2 separate regions of the Homo sapiens genome follow, and region 1 is linked to region 2. A link is an interaction called in ENCODE POLR2A ChIA-PET data of the cell type or tissue named here. Cell type or tissue: IMR-90. All regions are shown on one strand. Links, peaks and the distances in the headings refer to the core of each region. The heading gives the core; the rest is flanking DNA.

What was found. ChIA-PET counts read pairs that join two places held together with the same protein. Peaks named below come from ENCODE experiments on the same cell type or tissue, not always from the same donor. Only the 100,000 strongest peaks of a DNase experiment are listed, where the experiment ranks them.
Region 1: POLR2A ChIA-PET joins it to region 2 with 5 read pairs; 3 of 35 experiments call an interaction of 5 or more read pairs at or near these places.

Annotation. Positions count from the first base shown.
Region 1 is chr3:29,719,322-29,727,457 of GRCh38, forward strand. All of the region lies in intron 4 of RBMS3 (RNA binding motif single stranded interacting protein 3), which reads left to right. Among named protein-coding and RNA genes, the nearest start is that of RBMS3-AS2, 81 kb to the left of the region's middle. In IMR-90, for the core only: no CTCF peak of the experiment used is centred there; no DNase peak of the experiment used is centred there.
Region 2 is chr3:29,325,176-29,333,311 of GRCh38, forward strand. All of the region lies in intron 1 of RBMS3 (RNA binding motif single stranded interacting protein 3), which reads left to right. Among named protein-coding and RNA genes, the nearest start is that of RBMS3, 48 kb to the left of the region's middle. In IMR-90, for the core only: no CTCF peak of the experiment used is centred there; a DNase peak (open chromatin) is centred at 5,006.

The DNA of each region.
Region 1 (8,136 bases), core at 1,633-6,632, 390 kb after region 2:
TGCTTTGAGACCTTGGGCAAGTCTTTTCTTACCTTGGTTATCACTCAGGTGCCTTGGCCATAGGTAGTATTTTATGATCCAATATGTTCATTTTTTTTACTTGCAAAGAGAATCTGCTTTTTGTCTACTCAGTTCCACGACTGTGTTGAGCCAAACTAAGGCTATAAAACCAGATTTAAGAAATTCCAGGGTTCCTGCATGTTTATATTTATAGATCATCACTACTCTTATTAGGTGAAACTAGATGAGTCAGATTGCAAAACTAGATGTTTAATGGATATATCAAACTTAAAATATTCAAAGTAGAGTTGTAGATTTCCCCCCTCACATTTGGCCCTCCATCTTCTATGATAATCAATAGTAGCTGTGGGCCAGGACGCAAAAGTCAAAACCCTGAGATCATCCTTGGACTTTCTTTTCTCAAATTCCTCAAATTCTGTGCATCAGAAAGTGTGTAGAATTTACCTGCAAAACAGATTTCTTAATCCACTTTTCTTTATAACTATCTTCACTAATATATCCAGAAGGACTCTCCTCATCCATTACAACAGCTTCCCACCTAATTGGAACTCGGCTCCATTTATTGGCCCTACATTTTCTTACAGATACATTTTTTTTTTTTTTAGGCAAATCAGATTTTGTCTTTCCCCACTTAAATTCATCAATGTCTTCTCATTGTACTTAGCATAATCCCAATTCACAGTATGTAGACCCACATGGCCCACAAGGCCCTATGTGATCTGGCCCCTGCCTACCTTTCCAAAGTCACTTCATGCCATTACCCGCTAGCTCCCTCTGTTGCACCCACATTGGCCCTTTTTATTTACCCAGGATGCAGGAAGCTCTTTTTTGCCTGAGAAACGTGGCCTTTTCACCTTCCTTGAAAATGTTTTGGATTTTATTAATTTTGTAGTACTTTTTAGTAAAACTGAAATTCATCAATCCTTTTTCTATGTAAATTGTATCATATGTAGCCATTGTAAGCATTTTCTCATTTACTTGGGAAGAAAATATAGACAGGCACCCAGTGAATGTGTACAGCCAATTAACAGGAAGAAAAGGAAAGATATTAACATTTACAAAGTGTCCATTAATCTTTACAGTAACCCTATGGTAGTAGTAGTATTCTTGTAACTGACAGTGAAATAAAAACTCAAGGAAGTGAACTTATTAGTCTGGAATGATAGGGTCTACCTATGTATGTATGTGTTTATATATATAAACATATACCTAAATAATATGTTAAATGCTTTTGGATTTGAAAGCAGATTGATCATCCATGCAAATCTCTGGCATTTTTTTGTTGTATTGGCATTGTTCTCACTAAAGTGTGTGGAAATAATTTTTAAGAATTCATGAGTTCCCTGTAAGAATCTGTGTGTGTGTGTGTGTGTGAGTGTGTGTGTGACTTTTCATTCTATGGTAATCTTTTAAAAATTATGAAAGCATATTTGAGATCATCTGGAGGATCGGTCAACGACACTGTCTGTGTCTGTATTTATATCTGTAATTATCTGGTGCCAAAGAGGCCTGCTGTCATTGTCTGGGGCTAATGAGGAAGGAAAGAGAAAAGACGCTGACTAAATAAGTAAATGATGCTTTTAAACCAAATGAAAGCTGTTACCCTGGCAAGCTACACTCAGATGAAGGTTTTATAGAAAAAGTAGTGGAAGAATCTGAATGTCATGTGGCACAAAGTATACAGCCTATGAATTTCAAAAATATTTAGTGTTGCAGCAGATACTAGCAGATTCACACTGCAAGCGGCAATTTAGATTTGGCAAAATAACATTATCTATGATACTAAATTAATATTTTAATTGAATTGTTTTGGTTATACAAGTTAGCTTTTATGAAATTTTAAAATGTATTTGGCTTAACAGTTGTACTCAAACTATAACAGAGGCATTTATGCCTCGTTACATCCTTGCACACATGTAAGGACTCTTTAATGATAAAAATACCCAAATCAACATTGGAAGCCTTATGTATATTTATATAAGATATATATGATATATGGTGATGTAATAACTATATAACAACAGAGATATAATATTAAATATGTATTTTTTTCTTTCCTCGTAAGTGGTCTAATACTAGGGTATAGCAACCTTGGCATGACAGATTCTTTCACAGGTAATTCTTTGAGTAGGAGACATTCCTGTGTGTGTAGAATGCCAGTAGCAGCCCCTACAGTGCAGTTGTTACAAAGAAAAATGTCTCCAGATGTTGCCAACAGTCCTCTGAGGGGAAAACTGCCCTGTTTCAGGGTCACGGGTCTATCCATTTCTCTAAGATAGTAACCACTGCCTTATTCCATGTTGTGGATGAGGTTGTAAACTCACAAAACTATGATGTTTCCAACTATTAATGAGGAAATAATTCTGAAAGTGCATATATAGGCAACATTATGAGAAGAAAATCTGGCAGAGTCAGGTGAGCATGGGGATAGTAGAAGAGAAATATATCTGTAATTAAAGAGAATTTATGTGGCTCTTCTTTTATTTACTATTGCCTATTGATGCCTGGAATCCAGTTTGAATGTCCATCTTCATTCTCTCTGTACACACCTAAGCAGAAATATTGCCTAAAACCTTTAGTGGAGACCATGAGCGAGTGGTATGCAAATGAACCAAACAAATAAACACTGTCCAAGGTACTGCTGAGTATGTTAATTGTGCAATATTAGGAGAAGCAGATGCTGAATTTCGTGTTTGGTATTCTTTCTGTCTCAAGGGAGGGCAGTTTGAATGCAAGACACAAAATATACACTGTCTTAAATTTCTTTTATAAGGTAAAGCACTTATGAGGAATACTTTTATATTTTTGGATTTTGGCTATCAAAATTAACAGCTTGTTTATTTTATTTTTTCAGTTTTTTCATGTTATTTTTTTGTAATTTTAAACTTGTAAAAATGTTGCAAAAATACCATAATACTTTTCACCCAAATTTTCCACGTACTAACATCTCTTACATTTGCTTTATCATTTTCTCTATTAATATATACATATTATTATTTTAAGATGTTTGAGACTAAATTTAGGACATGATGCCCTCGTATCCATAAAGAGTTTAGTTATATGTCCTAATAACAAGGTAATTCATTTACATTACAACAGTGGAATAATCAACATCAGGAAATTAACACTGGTACAATAGAAATGTCTAATCTATAGAACTGAGTTGAATTTTGCATTATTCCATAAATGTCCTTTATAATAAACAAAAAATTTTTTTAGGGGAGGGTTTGGGATCTAGGATTCAATCTAGGATCAAATGTTAGATTCGTAAGTCTCTCAGTGTCCTTTAATCTGCAATCATTCTTCTGTCTTTCTTCATCTTGACATTTTTGAAGATTATAGGCCAATTATTATGTAGAGCATCCCTACCTTAGATCTATGGGATGTTTTTCTATGATTAGGTTCGGGTTATGCCTTGCTGAAAGGAATGCCATATAGTGCTGTGATGTCCTTCTCAGTGTATCATATCGAGAGGCACAAGATACTCATTCATCCCATTCTGCTGATACTACTTTGATCACTTGTTTGCGGTGATATTTGCCAAATGTCTCCATGGAAAAGTTACAGTTTTCCATGGAGATTGATGTACATTTCCTAGTTCCTATCAGACTTTTACTCACTCTTTTTTTTTCTTTTCTTTTTTGTTTTTTGAGATGGAGTTTCACTCTTGTTGCCCAGGCTGGAGTGCAACGGCATGATCTTGGCTCACTGCAACCTCCGCCTCCCAGGTTCAAGTGATTCTCCTGCCTCATCCTCCTGAATGGCTGGGATTACAGGCGCACATCCCCACGCCTGGCTAATTTTTTGTATTTTTAGTAGAGATGGGGTTTCACCATGTTGGCTAGGCTGGTCTCAACTCCTGACCTCAGGTGATCCACCCACCTCATCCTCCCAAAGTGCTGGGATTACAGGCATGAGCCACCATGTCCAGCCTCACTCACTAGTTTTTACATACACTGATCGTTCTAGCCTAAATAAATTATTACCATTGGGGTGTCATGTGGTGATTTTGTTAACGTCAATATTCCTTCTACATTTATTAGCTTTTATTATACTTTAAGTACAGGTTTATCTTTTTCCTCTTTTGTCTAGTAATTCACTTATATAAGAAGGAACTCATAGATTGTAACTTTATCATATGTGTTAAAATCATTAATGACATTTTATATACAGATGCTCAGACAGTTTAAATAGAGCTAAGAAGGTGATCATTTATGCACTAGTTGCATTTTCCTCCTCTCCTCTCTTCTATAACATCTTAGCTAATATTGTTGTCCTATTCCATTATTAGGATAATCCAGCAGAATCTGTTGCTGTTTCGAAGGTTGGGTGCCAGTTCTGCCTTAGTGATTCATTGAGGTGGAGCTGAAAGAGCAGAAGTCACCCTCTCCTTGGAAGCCAGGAGCATTTTATTGTTTTTAACAGTGCTGAGAATGCCAGTGACTCTAAAGATGAGAAAAAAAACTCTCTTAATGAGTTTCAGCATTTTAATGTACTGCAGGTTCCCAATTGTATGAGTTTAAGAAGCTTAGCAATTCGGTATCTTCTGAATAATAGCATTTATTTTATACTGTAAATACTCCCAGGGAAGTCTGAATAACACTACAGCTTCTTCGGTGTAATAGCTTTGGTGAGCTAATTGACTTGAACAGTGGAATTGCTCCTTAAAAAAAAAAAGCCACACAGTTTTGATTAATGAGCCCAGTAATAAATCATTAATCTTTGTCGCTCACAAATGATAGGAACAGTGTTATGTTTCCCACCCTGTAATATATTTCTTGATTCTCTTGCTAATACAGTGGCCACATTTTAAGGATCTCATTATCAATTTAATATGCCTACCTCCATATAATTTAATATAACATCTAGTAAGTTTACACTTATGAGGAACACAATGGGACACATTCTAAATAGTGATAATTGTTCTGTAATTAACATGACTTATATTTACTTAGTAGCTGTCCTCTTAAAGTGTTCTAAATTTCCTTATGTAATAAAAATTGTAGAAATGATCATGATTTACTGAGCTTCTGTATTCCTGAAACTCTGCTAAATTTTTAGTATATCATAACATTGAATTTCTACAATAACCCTCTAAGGTTATTAGTATTATTATCTCCATTTTTCAGTCAAGGAAATTTGCTGAGAAGTGTTAATAACAGTTAGTGTCAGGGCCACCATGTCATTACATGTTCACAGCTCATGCCTACTCAAAGTTTTCTGGAAGCTTAAGAACAAAATCATTTTTATTAAAATGGAAGTATATAGTTATACAGTCAATCCAAATTGATGTTTGTCATTGTTTTAGGGCTTAATGTATCTCAGTGTCTTTTACATTTTAAAATTTAATTTTCATGCATATCATGTAGCTGAGACACCGTTTAAAAATAATTTAGATTGTCAAATCATCATTTTAAGGAAAATGGAATTTCAAGTTAAGGGCTATAAGAGTTAGGGGACAGATATCTAATTCTTCGTTGCCCTAATGTGTCAGCTAACAAAAAATAGCACTTTATTATTGAAATTTAGTTGTGTAACATCCACTAGTCTGAACTTTCTAAGGCAGGCAGAGATCATGTCCTATTACATCTTTGTCCTCAGAATTTAGCTCAAGGGGTGACATACACTAGAAGATGAAAAAACTATTGAATGAGTGAGTGAATGATCAAGAGCAAATATGAAAAAATAAGTGGATGATCCATTTAGTAATGTGCCCAAGTCAAGAGATGGAAATCGACAAGTGACTTTGAGTTGGATTAGTGTTGTGACCACGAGTACCTCCATTTGTTCAGGTGAGCTACTTACTGAATCACAAGACTCCTGTAGGGAGAAAACATATAACTAAGAAAAACTAAGATGTATGCATTACTTTTTCATTGATAGCCTAGGCACTCTAAGTAAAATTATTTAACTCATTGTCGAGTCACATTAAACGTAAGACTTATTTCTTTCTAACTTACGAGTTTTTTAAAAATTGCAAATAAAAATTCAAAAGCTAACAGAAGACAAGAAACAACTAAGATCACAGCAGAACTGAAGGAGATAGAGACATGAAAAATGTTTCAAAAATTCAGTGAATCCAGGAGCTGGTTTTTTGAAAAGATTAACAAAATAGAGAGACTGCTAGCTAGACTAGTAAAGAAGAAAAGAAAGAGAGAAGAATAAAATAGACACAATAAAAATAATAAAGGGGATATCACCACTGATCCCACAGAAATACAAACTACCACCAGAAAATACTATAAACACCTCTATGAAAAATCTAGAAGAAATGGATAAATTCCTGGCCACATACATCATCCCAAGACTAAACCAGGAAGAAGTCAAATACCTGAATAGACCAATAACAAGTTCTGAAATTGAGACAGTAATTAATACGCTACCAACCAAAAAAACCCCAGGACCAGATGGATTCAGAGCCGAATTCTACCAGATGTACAAAGAAGAGCTGGTGCCATTGTTTCAGAAACTATTCCAAACAATAGAAAAAGAGGGAATCCTCCCTAACTCACCCTATGAGGCCAGCATCATCCTGATAACAAAACCTGGCAGAGACACAACAAAAAAGAAAATTTCAGGCCAATACTCCTGATGAACATGGATGCGAAAATCCTCAATAAAATACTTGCAAACCGAATCTGGCAGCACATGAAAAAGCTTATCCACCACAATCAAGTTGGCTTCATCCCAGGGATGCAAGGCTGGTTCAACATATGCAAATCAATAAACATAATCCATCACATAAACAGAACTAATGACAAAAACCACATGATTATCCCAATAGATGCAGAAAACGCCTTCGATAAAATTCAACACCCCTTCATGCTAAAAACTCTCAATATACTAGGTACTGTTAGACCATATCTCAAAATAATAAGAGCTATTTATGACAAACCCGTAGCCAATATCATACCGAATGGGCAAAAGCTGGAAGCATTCCCTTTGAAAACTGGCAGAAGACAAGGATGCCCTCTCTCACCACTCCTATTCAGCATAGTATTGGAAGTTCTGGCCAGGGCAATCAGTCAAGAGAAAGAAATAAAGGGTATTCAAATGGAAAGAGAGGAAGTCAAATTGTCTCTGTTTGCAGATGACGTGATTTTATATTTAGAAAACACCATTGTCTCAGCGCAAAAACTCCTTATGCTGATAAGCAACTTGAGCAAAGTCCCAGGATGCAAAATCAATGTGCAAAAATCACAATCATTCTTATACACCAACAAGACAAGCAGAGATTCAAATCGTGAGGGAACTCCCATACACAATTGCATGGGAGAATAAAATACCTAGGAATACAACTTACAAGGGATGTGAAGGACCTCTTCAAGGAGAACTACAAACCAGTGCTCAGGGAAATAAGAGCAGACACAAACAAATGGAAAAACATTCCATGCTCATGGGTAGGAAGAATCAATATAATGAAAATGGTGAAAATGGCCATACTGCCCAAAGTAATTTATAGATTCAATGCTATTCCTGTTAAGCTACGATTGACTTTCTTTGCAAAATTAGAAAAAAAGTACTTTAAATTTCATATAGAACCAAAAAAGAGCTTGTATAGCCAAGACAATCCTAAGCAAAATGAATGAAGCTGGAGGCATCACAATACCCGACTTTAAACTACACTACAAGGCTACAGTAACCAAAACAACATGGTACTGGTACCAAAACAGATATATAGACCAGTGGAACAGAACAGAGGCCTCAGAAATAACACCACACATCTACAACCATCTGATCTTCAACAAACCTGACAAAAATAAGCAATGGGGAAAGGATTCCCTATTTAATAAATGGTGCTTGGAAAACTGGCTAGCCATATGCAGAAAACAGAATCTGGACCCCTTTCTTACACCTTATACAAAAATTAACTCATGATGGATTAAAAACTTAAATGTAAAACCCCAAGTCATAAAAACCCTAGAAGAAAACCTAGGCAATACCATTCAGGACATAGGCATGGGCAAAGACTTCATGACTAAAACACTAAAAGCAATTGCAACAAAGGCCAGAATTGACAGATTGGATCAAATCAAACTAAAGAGCTTCTGCACAGCAAAAGAAACTATCATCAGAGTGAACATGCAAACTACAGAATGGGAGAAAATTTTTGCA
Region 2 (8,136 bases), core at 1,938-6,937:
GTGAAGTGAAAAAAAGACATAGTGCAGAACATTTGTATTTTATATTTCGTTTGTGAAAAAAGGCGGTGGTGGGAAATAAGATTATATTTTACATTTTATTGCTCTTAGTAAACACCAAAAAATTTGTGTAGGAAACTATTCCTGGGTGTCAAGGATAGATGGGCTGAGGAATAGTAGAAAGGGAGATTTTATCGTTATACCGTTTTGTATTTATTAACTTTCAAAAGTGTGTTAATATATTATCCATCCAAAAAGTGAAATATAATAATGTAAACCTGGGAAGCCAATGTAAGATTCAGTTGAAAGAAAACTATCCCATTAAATGCATATATATATATATGTGTGTGTGTGTATGTATGTATATACATGTGTGTATATATGTGTGTATGTATATATATACATGTGTGTATGTATATATATACGTGTGTGTATATATATGTGTGTATATATGTATGTATATATATACACATACACACACACACACACACATACACACACATATGTATAAATTTGACATGACTGGTATAGTTATCCAAACTCACAGGTGTTCTTCTAGAATATTAGCTATCTATGGCTTAAATTATGTAAAATTGTCATTTTTTACTAAAAAACCATTTCAAATATTGGCAATTTCATACTATTGGCCTAATCTTTCCTTGTCTTAAGTTGAGGCATCAAAAATCTATCATCAGGTTGCCTGGGCTATTACTCTCTTTAACTTCATTCTTCTCCTGTGCTATAGAAACTTTTGGAGTCATATTTCATTAATTTCCCCAGGTCACCTGGATAGGACTATGAAGTGTGGCAATCCTGAATCACCTTTCCATCCTTGCTTTATTAACTTTACACTTGACTGTAGATTAAACTGTCATAATCTACCACTGAGATTATGGTGTTTTTTTCCTAAGAAGTCATTCTGAATCTCAGGCTTTCCTTGCAGGTCTAATGTCTTCATTGCCACCAAATTTATCTTTCTACAATGCAGTTTGACTCCTGTTTCTTTTTACTAAGTGCATCCCATGTCTTCTCACTGGCTACATAATATATATGGACTAAACTCCTTGGAAAGCATGCAATTCATCCTCATTCTTACCTCCACCCACTGATCTTTCCATAAACTCTCTAAACCTGTTCTTTCCCCAAATTATGATCCCCAATAAGTCTCCATGGCTTTGCTAATTACTTTCTGTTTATTAAAATGAGCTTCTCCACCTTCTATGTCTTGCAAGCCTCTTATTACCATTTAAAGGTTTTACACAAATAAGTGTTCTCTCTGTAGTTCTGATTCCCAACTATCCACAATTAATCTCTTGCTTATTTATGTTTCCATGGTCCTATGTAATTACCCCTATTATAAATCTAGTCATTAGGACCTATTCCAGATATTTGTTTATGTGGCTACCTACCTTCCTCACTACCTTCTGAGTGATTGGCAGCACAGATGAAGGTCTTGGTTATCCTTGTATTCCCTCGTACTGAGCTCAGTGTTTGGTATAGAGTTTTGTGATTAGTAAATATTGGTTTATTGAGTAATGCTTCAGTCTTACTACTGGCATCCTTTTTTTTTTTTTTTCGAGACAGAGTCTCGCTGTGTCGCCAGGCTGGAGTGCAGTGGCGCAATCTCACCTCACTGCAACCTCCACCTCCTGGGTTCCAGCGATTCTCCTGCCTCAGTCTCACAAGTAGCTGGGACTACAGACGTGCACCACCACGCCCAGCTAATTTTTTGTATTTTTAGCAGAGACGGGGTTTCACCGTGTTGGCCAGGATGGTCTCGATCTCCTGACCTCATGATCTGCCCGCACTGGCCTCCCAAAGTGCTGGGATTACAGGCGTGAGCCACCACACCCGGCCTAGAATCCTTTTGTATATGGAAGGAAGTATTTTAAAAATCCTTTTTAAAAAAGGTAGGAGACTAATGTTAAGGAAGGTTTTGGGAGTGGGGAAAGAAATGCCTTTACATTAAGGACATGAAAATTGAAAGTACAAAGCAGTCTCTAATTTGTTCATTATTTGCCATAAGGACATGATTTAGTTTTGAATGTATTCCACCAGGTTCTCTTTATCTCCTTTGCTTCATATTAGTGTTTATTTTGATGATGATTAAGGCAATATGCTACTAAGAATTGTGCTGTCTTTTTGTAAATTATGCCTGAAAAAATCGTGATTGTTCCTGTTGCTTTGAAGTCTTATGTTTATATTTAATTGTAAAAGTTAAGGCTACCTCTATGTGATAGACAGAGTGTTCTCCAAAAAATGCCCGCAAATTTGGAGTGGAGGATAAATGACAGTTTTCTCTTCCTACTTCTCCCTTCCTCCTTTTCCTCCTCCTTCTGTTACTTAATATTATCACTATTATCATTATTTTCTTCTAATCTGGAAATATAATAGCTTAATAGCCTAGTCTAGCTGAGTTGGACTTGTGTATTTGTTGAAAATATTAAGTTATAACTTTGGAGTAAATACTCATCATAAAATGAGAATGATTTGATGGTGTGTGTTCTTGTGTATTGCACAGACACATTACTGAGTGGCACATAGAGTTGCAGTGAGTTTTACTGTAAGGGAGTATTTTAGCCATCATGTCTTCCAAGGATCGCATGCCCTGTTTCCTAGGTCCTAATAAAAGCTTGTATTTATATGTAACTCACTATTGCCATTTCAGTTCATCAAGATTAACACCAAGGAGCTATTATCGATCACGTCAGAGTGAGGCAGGTAGAATGCTAGAATTTTTTGAGGATGAAATAAAGTGATCTTAGTCTCTGGCATCTTAGTTGTTGGGTGCCTTCCTTTTTCTTTTATCAGTAAATGATTGTTATCTATGACCAAAGAAAGAAGAGAAATTCGCATTATTTAGCATTTTGCCCACTTAGGTGGCACTTACTCTGATTTAGTCTATTATAACATCATTATGTCTTGCTAATGGCACCATGCAGTTCACTTCCTTCAACTGTTTGCAGAGTGCCTCTCCATTTAAACAACGTGGCACGTTTAAATAGTTTACTAGTACTATAACATTCTTGGCTTATTGTACATTAGATTTTAAAATTTAGAAAATTTTCTATTGAGCACAAGAATATATAATGGTGAGCATGACTTTAAATACTGAAATGAAAAGTCTGTGAGAACAATTATCTGTTTCGTTATGTGTTAGAAGTGGTAGATATGTTTTCTGTAAATGTGAATAAACTGAAATGAAATTTTAAAGCTTGTGGAATGAAACGACAAAAAGGACATTGGTATTACACAGTTTCTTTCAATTCCACCATCCCTACCACCCACCCAACCCTTCATCCCAGAATTAGTGTTGGTCTGTTGCTTTCCACGGTTCCATGAAATAGTTAGATGATTTAATAAGAACTTTGGAATATGTCCTCTTTTCCCTCAACCTCCAGGTAAATTTATTGGTAGTTAATGTTGCTAGTCTTTTCATGGCCTAGAAAATTGTTCTCTCTTTTCTTCACTTAGTTAACTTTTATTTTTCCTTCTAATGAGAGCTCAGGTCTTCCTTCCTATGCAAGGCTTCCCTGACCTCCATTGGGTTAGATCTCTCATAAAGGTGCTCAGAGCACTGCTTACTTGGCAAACCTTCAAATTCACATTTGTTTACGTGTTTATTTTTATTAGTCTTCCTTCCCTATTAATCCAAAAGCCCTATAAAGCTGAGGGCAGTCTTCAACTCCCTATTGGATTATTAATTCCAAGTATAATGTTTTGCACATACTAGTCACTGAGTAAATATTTTTGAAACATGAAAGAGTGTTCAGATGTGAAAACACTCATTTTTGGCTATAGAATATAATTTGGGGTATCTCCATCAAATGCATACCTAGTTATGATTTTATTAATTTTCTGCAATTTAAATCAGTATTGTTTCTTTACTCCGAAATGTAAATTAAGGTTCAGTGTTTAATGCCACTATACCGGGAAAATATATGTTTTTGGCTTTTAATTCCATAACATGTATTTTTTGCCCCTGAACTTCAATTAAATGTTCTCCAGTTGGTTTTTTGTGTTGGGGTGGGGCAGGGGGTTTGTAAGGTAACCCTTTTGGTTTTAGAGCATAACTGCATCCATACTTTTATAACCCATTTACAAGTGTTGTAAGTATATGAACCTTAAAATGTATATACAATTCTTCAAAGCTCATGTGTAATTAAAATCTGGAAGGGCAGGTGGTTGAGAGGTTCTAGTAATTTATTGTGTTACTCTAAGATAAGAATCAAAAATTTAAAAATCACAGGAGAGTCTATAGTTAGCGTGTATCCAATTGATATACAATAAAAGCCACAGGAAGCATTTATTAAAAGACTCATAATGAAACCAAAAGAAATAATCCATTAGGAGTTAACTCGCAGAATATCATATAGAAAACTGAATAAGCTTTAGAGAAATGTCTTATTCTTTGACTCTTCTTTGGGCAGAAGGTACTACAGAATATTAACTAGACAGATTTTCATGATTGCCTATTCAAAGAAAATGAAGTATTTTGATGTGCCATGCATTGAGTCAAGCTTAATGCATATTTAAGCACAGTTCTAGCATCTGAGTGGTAAACTGGTCTTTTACTCCTAATGGAATTTTTGTTCCTGACATGGAAAAAATCATGTGAAAAATTTTTATAGATTATATATATTATATGTATATTTTATAAATCATGTGAAAAATTTTAATATATATTAACTATATAATACATATTAATATAACTATATAATTAATATATATATTAATATAACTATAGAATTAATATATATATTAATATAACTTTTGTTATATTCACAAGATACTTTAAAATCTTATTCATTTCTCCAACTTCTAGAACAATTTTTCCTGGGCAACTATTCAAATCTTTGTGAAATATACATCTTACTCTATGACATCACTAGGGACTATAGCCAGAATAGACCAGGCATTCAGAGCTCTATGTCTGTACCACATAGACATCAGACAGTGTTTGGACAAAACAGATCTAACACTTGCAACTATTGCTAATTTTTGACCCCTAAATACCTAAGTTTGAATATACCACTGTGTGGGATTGCGGTCTCTATTTCTCCACACTACAAAAATCTGCCTTCCTGGATTCCCATGGTCCTGTTTTCAGAGTGGGTGTTTGTTTGTAGGTGCTAGCAGTATGTTTGTAATTCCAGTTAGGTTTGTCACTCAATAGCTTCTGCATTCAGCCATCTCTGTACTGGATACACTTTGGAAGAAGTAATAGTTAATAAGTAATATTTTAAACTAAACTACTTTATCTAATTTATGAAATCATTTGGGCTGGAAGAGCCCTACAGTGAAATACATAGCTCATCCCCTTTTCTGGAATAGCGGGATAGCTTATTATTGTCTATAAAAAATCCATTCTGGGTGGGTATCTATTCTCAGCCTTCATTATCTACAGTGATAGCAATTCCACAGCCTCCCTTGGCAGCCCTCCCTATTGCTGAACTAGCCTTGCTTATTAATCCTGTAATAATACCTTATGTTCTCTAAATATTGAAGCAGTGCTTAAGTTTCCCCTGCTAACTCATTCCTCCCTGCTCACCCTGTGAAATGCTTCTAGAGGGGGAATAATTATATAAGCACACAGCACCAAATGATGTGTTGTGCAGCCTTGTCCTAAGGCATTCTGCAAAGGGCTTGTTAGGATGGACGTTGTCAGTCCATAGAAAATTAAGCTATTAAATCTGCAGCACCCGGATGGTGATTGAATTGCTTGTGCCACTGGAATAAAGTTGCTTTGCAGACATATGAATTTCACAGCTAGTAGTGTCCTTCCCTTCCTGCATGCTCTAATTGTATTTTTATATTAATGCACTGATTTAGGGGCTATGTTGGCATATTTGTGCTGGTGCTGGGACAAGAGCATTGGCTGGACATTTCCTAGAGGGTGCAGTCCACAAATTTTCCCAGAAACCGAATTGATTATGCTGATGGGATAAGCCTGTCCTCTCCCATTTTCAACCAGTCTGTGCGCTGCCTGGTGTTGGCACTCTTACCCATATCTCTCTGAATACCTTTTTACTATTTCTGCACTCCCTTCATCTGCTTCTGGGTGTTTGACTTGTGCAGGCTAGCACTAGTGACTTTCTTCAGAGGACTGCCTTAGGACAGCTGGAGACCTGAGGTACCTGGGAGTTCCACGTCCTCCCTGGTGTTTATGAGAGCCCAGCTCCCTTTCCTTAAGTTAAGACGAACTCCAATATGTAACTTACAGCCTGTAGTTTCCCAGTAGGACCAAACTAAAGCTATCCTTTGTTGAATTTCACTTGAAAAAGTACTCTTGCTTGCCTTATTTCCCTTCTCTGTCTTGTTTCCCCATGATTTCCTTCCCAATTATCCGGGGAGCACTTCTTTAATAAATTTTACCCACAAATCCTCATCTCAGACCTTGCTTCCAGGAAACCAGACTTGAGACATCATTCCTTTTTCTGTGATCCATGTAGAATGTTATAGTCAGACTTCTCAGCCTCGCGTGGCTGACCAGATTTCTATGACTGTTTTTCTCTCATGGTACACACATTTGATTCTGTCCATGGAAATCACAAGGTTTTTTTCCAGATTCACAGGGGCTTGTCCATAATGGTGATTTGAGTTTTCTGAAATAACAAAACTTACTCAAACCCAGGATAGCTCCTTTTTTTTTTTTTTTTTTTTTTTTTCCGTTTGCTTTTCTCAAGTGCAACATCTCTCCTGTGCTGTTTCTGAAACTGGCTTGTTCATCTATTAGAGCACAGGCCACATACTATGTCCAATTATAGAATTTGTCTCTCAAACTGGACTGTGAACTCTTTGGGGGAGTATCTGGTCATCAGAATCCCTGACAAGCAACTCACATGGTGTCTTCCACTCCACAGCTCCTCCGTAGTTGGTTGCTGCCTTCTACTGATGAAAGGACTCAAGTATACCTAGGTTTGTGATAACAGTCTTTGTGACTGCTTCATTTTGATTAGCCTCTTCTGTTTCAGTTTATTCAGCCCAGCTCTGAAAACACTGACTGATTTATCTCTTTTAAATTTAATACATTTTCTATCCCCAATCCAGTGAATATCGGAATATCAGGATAATCAAGAACAAATGGCAAGTTAGGAAGTGATGCATTTGGAGACAAAACAACAAGAAACAGTCATGAACATTCTCTTGCCTCCTTTTGTTTTTTTTCCTAAGGTCTTTATTCACAAATGAAATGTTATTGTTTTTTCAGTTCTCTCTCTCTTGCTCTCACTCTGTGTCATCCTCAAATATGTTAGAAATATTAACTGAGAAACATGCTTTATCTAAGAAATGAGTATCTTTTCAAGAATGAATGCTGACCTGAATATAATGTGGAATTACCCTGGGCACCAAAGACAGCTTGCCTGGGCATGATTGTTCCGGAAGCTATTACTGAAATTTGGAACAGCACCCTCAATGTGGTGTCAATGCCTCCTTCAGTTCTGAAGTTTTGAAATAAATACTCGAAACATCCAGTTATACACCCTCTTTCCAAGAGTGTTTGCACATATTTGGTGCTCCTCAAGTTTTTCAAATTAATGTTGATGAAATAAAAGAGTGATCAGATGAATCTGGCACTATATTTCTTGCAAGGACAAGAAGCTATTTTTCAGAATCTTGCCCCAAATATATAATTGATAACATTGGAAAATAAATAAGGAAATTTTACTTCTGTTGCATGTTCCTCCAATCATTAGTAGACTGACTTTGAAATGAGAATTCAAAGTATAATTAAATAATGGCATTATTCTGGGATGACTTCATACCATTGTTGTAGACTAGCATATGATTTTACTAGTTATTATTTTCTCAGCTAGTCTATTAAATATAGAAAAATTTCAGTAACAGAAAATATTGAAAAATTTTAGAAACAGGAAAATCTAACCTTTTACCTAGTAACCATGTACTTTTTTTCATTAGGATTCCTCTTAAATTTGTATATGTGTGTATATAATCTGTATGTATAGTAATATTTGCATATGTTACTTTTATATCAGAGAGAAATTAAGGGAAAAGGTTCTGGCAAACTCTAAAACTATATTTAGTCCATCTTTGAATCAATTGTGTATTTCTTTCATGGCATAATCCTACCTGGTAGATTATTTCCTTTATTCCCAGAGGTGAACTAGTCAGTGATCA